2 separate regions of the Homo sapiens genome follow, and region 1 is linked to region 2. A link is a contact called in ENCODE Hi-C or POLR2A ChIA-PET data. All regions are on one chromosome and are shown on one strand. Each heading gives the region's core, a stretch centred on a gene start or an enhancer-like site at or near the end of the contact. The rest is flanking DNA. Distances are from core to core; before and after follow the strand shown.

The links. Hi-C counts contacts between places; a loop is a spot of excess contacts on that map. ChIA-PET counts read pairs that join two places held with the same protein, here RNA polymerase II (POLR2A). Pooled maps may share reads with other maps.
Region 1: a map with no recorded cell type shows a loop between it and region 2 (10-fold over the local background). The contact joins two enhancer-like sites. A Hi-C loop is called at or near these places in 1 of 168 maps with a recorded cell type or tissue (GM12878), 4 of 37 single-sample maps with no recorded cell type and 6 of 50 pooled maps. POLR2A ChIA-PET finds 5 or more read pairs at or near these places in 1 of 52 experiments (B cell).

Annotation. Positions count from the first base shown.
Region 1 is chr7:28,471,711-28,477,465 of GRCh38, reverse strand. The region is part of intron 1 of CREB5 (cAMP responsive element binding protein 5); the gene reads right to left. Among named protein-coding and RNA genes, the nearest start is that of CREB5, 62 kb to the right of the region's middle. Within about 2 kb of position 3,084, at least 9 of the 41 ENCODE cell types and tissues checked have a DNase peak (open chromatin) inside an H3K27ac peak, as active enhancers do.
Region 2 is chr7:28,694,457-28,699,948 of GRCh38, reverse strand. All of the region lies in intron 5 of CREB5 (cAMP responsive element binding protein 5), which reads right to left. Among named protein-coding and RNA genes, the nearest start is that of TRIL, 260 kb to the left of the region's middle. Within about 2 kb of position 4,233, at least 2 of the 41 ENCODE cell types and tissues checked have a DNase peak (open chromatin) inside an H3K27ac peak, as active enhancers do.

The DNA of each region.
Region 1 (5,755 bases), core at 1,835-4,334, 220 kb after region 2:
TAGGAGCCCTTCCTACGCATGAACGTGGTTTCTTTGCTCAGGGGAGTGTAGATCATATGCTAGGAAAAACCCAGAACCTGGATCCTTCTGAAAGGGAAAGAAAAAAGGGGAAGAGGGTGCAGGCAGCACCCAGTGGGGACGTTGGAGAAGGCCTATGAGACATGCCTATTGAAAGGCTGAAGAAAGGGGAAGGGAAAAGGCCAGCCCCCAAATCCACACTGGGAAATTGTGGCTGCCCTTGATGGGGTATTGTTCACAAACTGCTTCAGGGAAAGTGGCCTGTGGACAGTGATTGATTACCCATCACAGTGAACTTGTTCAAATATGATTCAACTTGGGCACACACCAGGGGCAGAATCAGAAACCAAGGACACAGGTCTCATTCATTCATTTCTTCCCCACATCGTCACTGAGCACCTACCATGCATGAGGCCCCATGCTAGGAGAATGAAGGCTTGGCACAAACAGTTCCTGCCCTCTGGGCAATGATTCTCCAGAAGGAAAGAGAAGTGTACCCAGATGTCTATGGTGGAAAAGCAGAATTTTAATGGCCATAAAGTACTTTTAGTAAAGTGCTTTTGAGAGTTCAGAGGCCATGAGAAAGCAAAACTGTTTCATTAACTACATAAAATATCATATCATCTCCTCTTTCACAGCTAAATATTTCTCATAATAGGATGCCAGTTCAAGCTGCAAACACATATATAACCCCTGGAGCAATCTTTTAATTCTTTCGGAAGTGGGATTTTGTTTGTTTTTTAAATTTAGGCTTTATTTTGCTTTTAATGCTGAAAAGTAAAACTGTATTATTTATGGTAAACCTAATATCGTGATTAGTAAACCAGATTTTATGTTAGAAAAGAAACAATTAAATCTCCTTTGCTCATTAGCTGTGGGATCTTAGGCAAGTTACTTAACTCCTCTGAATATTAATTTTCTCCTATAAAAAGAGACTATAGGTGATATAGATTTTATCTGACTCAGGGATGTTGGGAGGATCAAGTGGGATATTTGGGAAAGCACTTCATAAACTGCAAAGTGCTGTGAAATGTTGGTTGCTGTTTTTATAGTACAATCAACTCGCAGACATGGAGTTGCAGAGATGGCACATGGCACAGAGTTATGTATACATTTGGTGGCATATGTCGAGAGATTGAAGATTCCAAAGGATGTTGAAGGTAATGTTCTTTAAAGAGATCCTGACTTGATGATTCTCTGATAATCCAGCAATTATCAAGCAAATCCTGATCTGCCAACTTTTTACTTGAAGGCTGCCAAGTAGAATTATTTTGTCTTCTATATGATCCCGAGAAGGACCTCGGAGACAGGTCTGTGTTCCAACTTGGCTCTGCCACATACCAGCCAACCTATAAGCTTGGGTAGGTTTGGTCTGTTCGTTTGTTTTTCATTCCACTGCGTTGGGCTCTTTTACAACAATGACAATACCTACTTCTCACAGTTGTTATAAAAGTTAAATAACTGCCAGACTAAGACGGGTTTAATAGGTCACTTGACTCTGGGGTGAAGTTTGGCTGTTGGTGGCTGAGCAAGCCAGGGAAGAGGGACTCCTCACCCTGGGCTTGGAGGGGCTGGAGATGGAGCTGCACGTGTCTGTTTTCCTTCCTGAAAACAGCTCCTAGCCATAGAATGCAAGTAAAGTGCTTTGCTGGCAAGGCCACGTCCCCATATGTGCCTGGCTACCCTGTCCCTGCAATCTGAACCCCAGCCAGGCAGGAAGAAAGGAGAGTTCAGAAGACACCTGGATAAGATGAGAAACTCAGCCTTCTTATCAGTAGGTGCTTTAGGTTTACCTGGAGGCATGGGAAATAAGACTGACACAGATTGTGACACCCTCTTTATACCCACTCTCCACTTGAACTATTAAAAAAAAAGCCAAATCTTCTTTTCATTATTACATTTTCCTTAGTACACTACATTTTCTTAATCTTAACACTTATTCTTATTTTCACTCTTCCTTATTTTTTTTTCTTTCTCTCCCTTTATTCCCCAAATAGCCCATGTGATATTTAATTTTAAAAATGCTACTTTTTCTAAAAAATAGAGATGGGGTCTCACTATGTTACCCAGAAGGCTCTTGAACTCCTGGACTCAAGCAATCCTCCCACCTCAGCCTCCCAAACTGCTGGGATTATAGGCATGAGCCACCACGCCTAGCCTAAAAAAAAAAAAAAAAAAAAAAAAAAAAAAAAAAAAAGAAACTTCTGAATAACGCATGAAGTGTTAGTTAGCTGTGAAAAAAAGGAAGTCATAATATAATCAATGATCTGGTCATTTCAGCCTCTTGAGAAAATGGAGAGATGACGTCTCCATAATAGCAACATTTCCTAACTTGGGGCACCGGGGAGTTAAAGATGAATAATCCAATACCTCTGTCCCTAAAATCTGGTCACCTCCCAATGCAGAAAGGTTTATATATGTGGAAAGCCTAACAGATTTTGAATTTTTTAATGCTTGGGAGTAGTCAAAATTTTATTTAATGAAAACATATCTTTCACATACCATCACATCCTATGTGTCAGGCGTTTTTAATCTCAAAGAAGTGTTTTCCTTCAAGGCTGAAAGAAAGCCTTGATTAGACAGAGCTTTGATTTATATCCTCCACTAAGTGCCTCTGTAGGAAACACAGCACAGGGTAAAGCCGTTAGAATACGAGTTAGGGTGCCAAAATTCCCAGTTATTTCCAAAGCCCTCAGTGTTCCTATCCCCCTTTTCAATACTGACATCAAAGGATTTCTGGTCTTCTCGAAGTGATAGCATTATTTAAATAGTGACATCAAGTTAATGTTTGGAAGATGCCTCAAGGACCTTAAACGCAGTTCTAAGTAGTAGTATGATCGTTATTTCCTCATCCGTCCTCTACTGTTTCCAAAGAAACAGAAAAAACCACTCACACAAACACACACAAAAATCCTCTGGACACCCCAGTTAACTAGTGTCTCCTTTCTTCGCAAACCACCAATCAGCCAGTCATAGGGCAAACAGCTCAAGCACCAGGCAAGGAAAACATGTTATTTTTCTGGGCAAGCCTTAACTTCACTGCCTACAAAACACAGCCCCACGGGGCACATCCCACACATGGGGAGAGCAAGACTCCCATCTCGCATTTGAAACCAATAGTTACCAGTCAACACCCGCGGAAACTGAGGTCAGGATTCCCCAGCACGCACCCTGAAGTCCAAACTCACTTATTCTCCAGATTTCCTACACAGACCAGTCCTGACATCCCAAGCCATTCCTGAAATCCCTCTCCTACTACTAGTAATACTCAAAGAAAGTTCCAAAAAAGTAGCTTAAGAGAAAACTTCCCCTCTCCACAGAGCCTCATTCCCCAGCTGCCCAACACCCAGCAGACTTCTCAGAGGGAGAGAATTTGCTCGGTATCAGCACTGGATGCCCTCTGAAACAGGAGAGTCAGTGGAGTAAGGTAAGAAAAGAAAGCAAAATCAAACAACAAAACCAGGCTTCAGATAGTCTGTTAAAAAATGAGGCTGTCAGGAGCCAAATTCCACAGTGCACAAAAGCCACTTAAAGGTACACCCTAAAACACTCGCTAGAAATCTTCAAAGTACAAGGGAGGCTCCCTGCCACGGGCCAGGGTCATGGACCCAAAGGTGACAATGAGACACTCCCAAGAACATCTGGCCAAATAAGCCGGGCACTGGGCCCTTCCAGACATGGGACAGCAGCCTATGTCTGCTCTCATCCACTGACCTCAGATCCCTGCCCGGGCTTGGCTGCTTCCAGCCTCATTCAGCCGAGCACAGTGCAGGGTCAGCGTTCTTAAGGCATCTGGGAAAGCCACTGTCTTCCTCATCTTCCCCATCTTCTGTCAGAAGACTCAGTCTTCCAGCAAAAGTCTCCCGAGGACCTACCAGGGCCAGGCAGTGTGTCAGATATGGGGCAGAAAACACTGAATGAGAAGGATGAGGCCTCTGTTCTCACAGAGCTTACCTTACAAGGCAAAGAAACAAAAAGCAAAACAAGCAAAAAACACAAGCACAGAAATCAAAAAAGTGACCAAGGAAACTAACAGCACATTTTGGAGAGTTCACTGAAAGAGATAAAGAGGGTGATGTGATAAAGAGAGAAAGGTGCACAAGGAAGCTTTTTATTTTTTTTCTCAGAGATGGGATTTTGCTCTGTTGCCCAGGCTGGAATGCAATGGTGCCTTCGCAGCCCGCTACACCCTTGATCCCCTAGGCTTAAACGATCTTCTCACCTCAGCCGCCCAAGTAGCTGGGACCATAGGTATGCACCACTGCACCTGGCTAATTTTTTATTTTTTGTAGAGATGGGGTCCCACTATGTTGCCCAGGCTGGTCTTGAACTCCTGGCCTTAAGCAAACCTCCCACACCCAGCCTGGGGAAGTTTTCTGAAGGAGGAGGTAATGCTTACCTCTCTGGACAGGTGACATTTAGTTTGAGGCCTGACAAATGCATATGAGCTGTTTGAAGACTAAGCAGGGGAGGGTGGTCCAGGCAGAAAGGAGAGCAAAAGCAAAGAGCTTGGCATGTCTGAGGGACTGAAAGAAGGCTGGCAAGGCTGCAGCATGGTCCACAAGAAAGAGAGAGGCCCCAGGTAAGAGAAAAAAGCAGGCAAGCCTCAAATCAACCAGGGCTAAGATTGATTCTCAGAGCACAGAGAAGCACTGAGGAATTCCAGGCTGCAGAGAGAGACCTTGGATCGTCGAAGTACCTGTTCCTCCATCCCCAAGTGAAACGTGAGGGTCCTAGTAATTCACTCTGGGGATCCTGGGAGGGTTAAAGGCATCTCAGGACCAAGATAGAGACTGATACAGAACAGATGCTCACCTTCTCATACAATAAAACACACAGCCTATCCCATGCGTAAATAAATATTTAGACTTCCCCGCAAAGTAAGAATGTTGTCCTAGCGGTGAGGGGTAGAAAGAACACAGCCCCTGTGACATAGCCACCACCGGCCAGCACTGTAGTTGCAGCTTGAGGTCAAATCACACCTGTGTAACCTTGGAGTGGTAACTTAACTTATCCACGCATATTTCCTCATCTATAAATAGAGATAATACCTATGTCATAGATTTTTTTGAGGATTAAATGAGCATATACACAAATACACATATACATATAGTGCAGAGAATAATTTCTAGTATATAGTAAATATACAATATACATTAGCTATAATTATAATAATAAAACTACTTTTCTCCTATCAGAAGACACTTATTCACCTTGAAAACAAGATGTGGAAGCCTTTTCAATCCCATATAACCAAACCTAAGACAATCTCATTACTATGTTTTTTTTTTTTTTGCTTTGACTATAAGATGACGTATTTTGGGTTTAGTGGCTAGAGACTGTTTTTGTTGGGATGGAAAGCATGTCAAATAAAATTTTTCTCTCTCCATAGGTTAGATTTGTTTTGGTTTTGGTTTGCTTTACAGAACTGAGTAATTTTTTTAAATGTAAAGGATTGGTTTATCCATTGAAGGTTGGTCAAAACTTTAATAATTGACAAATTGTGTTTTATCTTATTGTGATTTTATATGTAAGAAATGCCAAACATTAACAGATTAATAGTGGCTACAGTGGGACAATGAGATAATGCATTTTTTGTATCTATATTTTATATTTTTTCTATTATGAACATTGATTGGCTCTGTTCAAGATAAATTAAAAACTCAATGTAAGATAAAACAAGTATATCTGGAAGTGTGTGATGATAGCAAGGATACCAGGAGAGTCTGCAGGGCCT
Region 2 (5,492 bases), core at 2,984-5,483:
GGTAGATGGCTGAGTTACAAATTAAAAGAACCATTTGATAGACTGTTCTGCACACTTTGGTCGTTTTTGCATTAGAGAGAGACATTTGGGGTAAGTGGGAGGGAGGCACTGGAGCTCTTGGGCAGGGGACTCGGTATTTTTCAGAGCGAAAAAACCCCTTCTTGGCCCTATTGTTCTACATTAAGCTGCTTTGGAAAAGGTAAAAATAGAGCCATAATTTGGCCCTACTATTTCTGTTTCTAAAAAGCCTTTTCCAAGACAGAAAGTTGATATAACTTTTTTTCACTCCAGTATTTCCAGTTTTCATTTATACAGTTCAATAAATATAGATAAGCATAAGTTGGTGGGAGTCAGCGGGTAGATTTTAACAATCACTGTTATGCACTATCTTCCCTGGAAGTACTGAAAGTGGTTTTCTGAGTTTAATGTGACATTTCCTCTCCCTTTTAGGTACTGCTTTTGCAACAAATTAATTTTGGTTCCCAGAGAGCACACTCCTACCTCAAAGTGCTGTGTGAGATGCTCCCCTAACAAGATAATAAATAGATTTGTCCATGACTTCCAGCATAGAATTAAAACATATAGATTTAAAGATAGCTTTTTCTTGGTCTACGATGAATTGAAATCTTTTGAAAAAATACATTGTTATCTCCTAGTTTCTTTCTTTTCTTTTTTTCACTTTCACAGGGCAGCAAAGTTAATACTCTAGTTTCTAAACCGATATTGGCAGTCACTGAATACGCCCTTTCTTTCAAATGAAAAAAAAAAAAAGAAGAAGAAAGGAAGAAAGGAAGGAAGGAAGGAAGGAAGCAAACCTTGGTCATCCTGGCTTAAATATGAAAATGAAACAAGAGTATGAGACAAGGCAGCCTCACAGAGCAAATGGCCCAGCCCATGGCTTCCCACCCAGTCCCTCTCCCTCCCTTATTGTGAGTATCTCGCTCAAAACCCACTTCTGTGCTTTTGCATATGAAAAATGAGGCTGTAAAAGGGTCAGCCTGTAAAAGGCATAGCTAGTAAAAAATAATTGGAGGGCATTGAATACAGACGATGTGCACCGTTCATAAGATAATTAGTCCCGGGATCCTTACTATGTTGCTCCTGATGTTCCTCATGCCAGGAAGAATTCTGAGGTGTGGAGAAATTATAACACAGCTTACTCAACAGAGAAGCTATAACAGAATGCACATTTCCAAGACCATTCCCAGCAACTTGAAAGCCTCATCCCATGTCTTGCCTTCATAAAACATAGCATTTCCACAATGTGGCTGTTTTAATAAACCAATGAATAGTTCTCTCCAATCTGTTTGCTTTTAGTGAACTTATTTTCTTTCCCCAAAGAAGCTGGCACTATAATGTCAGACAAATGTCTAGAATAACCATGCACTGCTCTGGACACCAGTGAATAAAATATAGCAAATACTGCCTATCCTCATGGTGCATTATTCCACTTAGAAAATGGTATAATTGGATAGTATTGGGAGGGGACTCATGTATTTTTGAGTCGTGGGGTTATTTTCTGGTAATTGCCTGACTCGAAACTTTAATCAGGAAGTTCTCTTAGCCCTGTGAGTGTGTTTTTTTTTTTTTTTTTGGTGGGGAGTGGGGTTTGGGGGATGAGGAAGAGAGACTATTAAAGAATTGAGAAAATGGCTAAGTCCCGCAGGCCTTTTTTTCTTGTCATACAGTTGTTGTCAAAAAGATTCACTATTATGTCTGGGGATAGGGAAACTCAATGGCATTTTGCGTTCGGTAAAAATGTCTCAAACCATTTTTCAAACATTTTGAGGTTTGGCACAAACCTGAAATCCATCTTGCCAAGCACTTTCCCCCCTTAATTCTTAAACCCATGTGTCTTTCAAGGGAAATTTAATCCGTATGTTTCTGATTCATTTACACTTAACTCATCAAAATGGTGTTTTGTAAGAGCTATTTGATGTTCAAGAAGTCTTATGAGCTTCTCTTTTTATAAGTCTGAAAAGCCTTTCTTTTTGAGAACCCAGAAAATTGTATTTTACCAGCTGTAGGCCAAATGATTTGAGCTGTGTTAAAAATCAAGAACCTGCTGAATTTAGGAGGCAAACAGCAGACACAATGACATAAATAAACATCCACACGTGTCCACCTGCTCATACATCAACTGAAGACCTTTCTAACTCATTCCTTCCCTGAAGAAGTCTATCTCTTAAGGCCAAAGAACAAATGACAACGCTGAGGCAGAAAAGAACGATGGTCCTACAGCAAAAATCCCCATTGGTTCTGGAGATTCCCAATTGCGATTCCTAGCTCAGAATCCATGGAAATAAATCAGATTGCATTTTGTTAGATGAATCTATTACCTAAGAAATAAATTAATCATTGAAGGCCAGAACTAGATGGATGTCATGAAATTTCTAATCCAGTAGGATTTGGATTTTGTTGCAAGGACCTCTGGGAGGGGGTGGGGGTGACTTACGGGAGGAGATATGGACCAGTCAGGGATCTGTTTTCCATAATGGGCTTTTCCACAAGAGGATTTCTTAAAAAGTAGTCTGAGGGTACCCTCAGTTTGAAAACAAAATACCTTAATTTTATATGAGGACACAGAGTTTGGGGAAAGGAATCTAGGAGTTGGGACAAAACTTGAAATACAACCCAGGTCCCCTGATCCTTGCCCAGCATTCTGGTGGCCTTTCTATGATACCAGTGTGTTTCCAATGCTGACTGCACTTCATTAGGGGGCCAATTCATGAGAAATTGGTGAAATCAGCTTAATCTGACATTATCAGCATTTTAGAACAATAGATACATATCTAATATATCAGATATCCAAATAATGTTATACGCAGTAAAAATTAAGTATTATTCCATAAAAATTGTGTGTGTGTATATATAAATATGTATGTGTGCATATTATACACATAATCCAATGTACATATGTGTGTATATAAATATATACACATGTATATATTTCCATGGGTATATATACACACAAATATATATATGTGTGTATAACACATATACACACATATATGTGAAGTATATATACACATATATGTGTGTATGTAATGTGAGTATGTGTGTATATACATTACACATTACATACACACATATACGTATGTGTATATATACGTATGTGTATGTATACGTATACGTATGTGTATATATACGTATACGTATACGTATGTGTATATATATGTATATGTGTGTATGTAGTGTGTGTATATGTGTATACATGTGTACATATGTATATATGTGTAGGTGTATATATATGTGTACATATATATGCATATGTGTGAGTATACTGGGCTGTGATACAGAATATATTTCCCACTATTGCTCATATCAAAAAAATTTAAAAACTACTATACAGAAAACCACATTTTCTTCCCGGATGGTTCAGCCAATAGTGGTTTTCAATTTGCCTCATTAAAGATCACGTGGCTGGAAAAACCCTATAAGATCCTTCTCACTTCAGTAGAAGAAATGGTACAAAACACTGGCCCATTTCAAAGGGAGCTTAAATACACAGCTCAGAAGAAACGAATGAAGAAAAAGAGGAGGAGGAGGACAGATAACTCTTTGAGAAAAGAAAGGGTCATATCCATCTTCCTATGCTTTACAAATGGCAGGAAGGATTTCTGATTTGCATTCAGTGCATCCGCACAGCTGAAGATGCAGACATATGAGCCCCAGCATAGTTCCACAGTGCATTTTCCAAGCACTTAACAATCATTAATTAGTTAGAAACATCCTTTCAAGGTCGGGAGGCACAATAGTTCATCTCCACACAACAGAGCTTTGGAGGCTCCCAGGCAGCCGAATGGTACGGCACCTGGGTAATGACTGTGGGAAGACTAATTGGGTTAACTGGCTGTGAAGAATCTTGTGAAAATGCTGCTCCACTGCACTGTCAGATGTCAGAGAAGGCCAGCGTCCTTTGTGCCTAACAGCTGAAAGCTGCCTCCATGGGAAAGGATGCAAAGTCATTAAAACAACTATGAATTACCCTTTGCTCTCTTTTTTTTCAGAATCATAATGAAGTGACAAGTTTTCTGTGGTCACAAAGTGCTGGAGTCTCTTTGGGATTAAAGTGCAAAGTGGGGCTGTTTGGGAATTGTGGTCTAAAACTGTTCCCTAGGTGGGGAGGAAGAGGGAGGAAGCAGTGTGTTCAGAGCCCAGAGGTCACATCCTGCAGGTGGGTGGGTGCTGGTTCTGGGGCAGCTTCCAAGCTCTGTCCTCATCAGACATGCACTCAGTGTAGCCAGGGCTCAGGCATGGAGAGGGAGGAGAGAAGAGAGTGGTGGGAAGCAAAGAGCTGGACTCCAGGACATTTACCCCAATGCTATTAGGGCCCACAACTTCTGGCCCACTAACTAGACCCCAGTGGGGCTGATGGCTGGAGGCAAAAAGCAAGCTATCTTGTGGCCTCTGCACCCCTCTCTCCAGACCAGAGGGAGGAGTCTCTGCACAGCTGCCTGAATGATTTCCAGAGTCTCAAGGGCCTGCCTGTTGGTTGCTCCCTCCCACCCCACCATCCCCAGGAGTCAGAATTCAAAAAGGGACTGCAAAGCATTAGCCTGGGCAATATGACAGAATTCCTGGCACCAGGAAGCTCACTGGCCTGGCAGGGCAGAAATGTGCTCCTCACCGCCTTAGAGCTTGGTCTGGGCACTGACACCAATGGTTTTATGATATAGAATAACTCTCTTCACATTTTTGGATGGCTTCAGTTTCCCTCCCTCCCTCCTGTCTAGCTCTGTGGCCCAGGCTGTAGTGCAATGGTGCCATCATGACTCACTGCAGCCTGGAACTACCGGGCTCAAGTGATCCTCCTGCTTCAGTCTCCCAAGTGGCTGGGACCACAGGTGCATGATACCATGCCCGGCTAATTTTTTAATTTTTTTTGTAGAGATGGGGTCTCCCTACATTGCTCAGACTAGCCTCAAACTCTCGGGCTCAAGCTATTCTCCCATCTTGGCCTCCCGAATTGCATGCTGTGATTACAAGAGTTAGCCATTGTGCCTGGCCTTTGATTTCTTAATCTGTAAGGTGAACGGGTTGGGTTGAAACATCAATCTTTAGGTTCTGGCTTCATCAGTGCATTTAGAATTATAAGACTGGGTCAGGCTAAGTAGCTCACGCCTATAACCCTGGCTACTCAGGAGGCTGAGGTGGGAGGATTGCTAGAGTCCAGGAATCTGAGACTAGCCTGGGCTACATAGGGATACCCAGTCTCCACAAAAAAATTAAAAACATAGCCAATGTGTAGTGGTGTGCACCTGTAGCTCCAGCTACTTCAGGAGGCTGAGGCAGGAAGACCATTTGACCCCAAGAGTTCGAGGCTGCAGTGAGCTGTGATTGTGTCACTGGGTGACAAAGCGAGACCCTGTCGCTAAAGAAAAATTTTAAAAAAAGAATTATAAGATGATTATTCTACTACTAAGGAAGTTCTGGATGGTGAGAGCAAATTCAAATCAAATGACGTTCCCTGTGACCTGTACACGTCACAG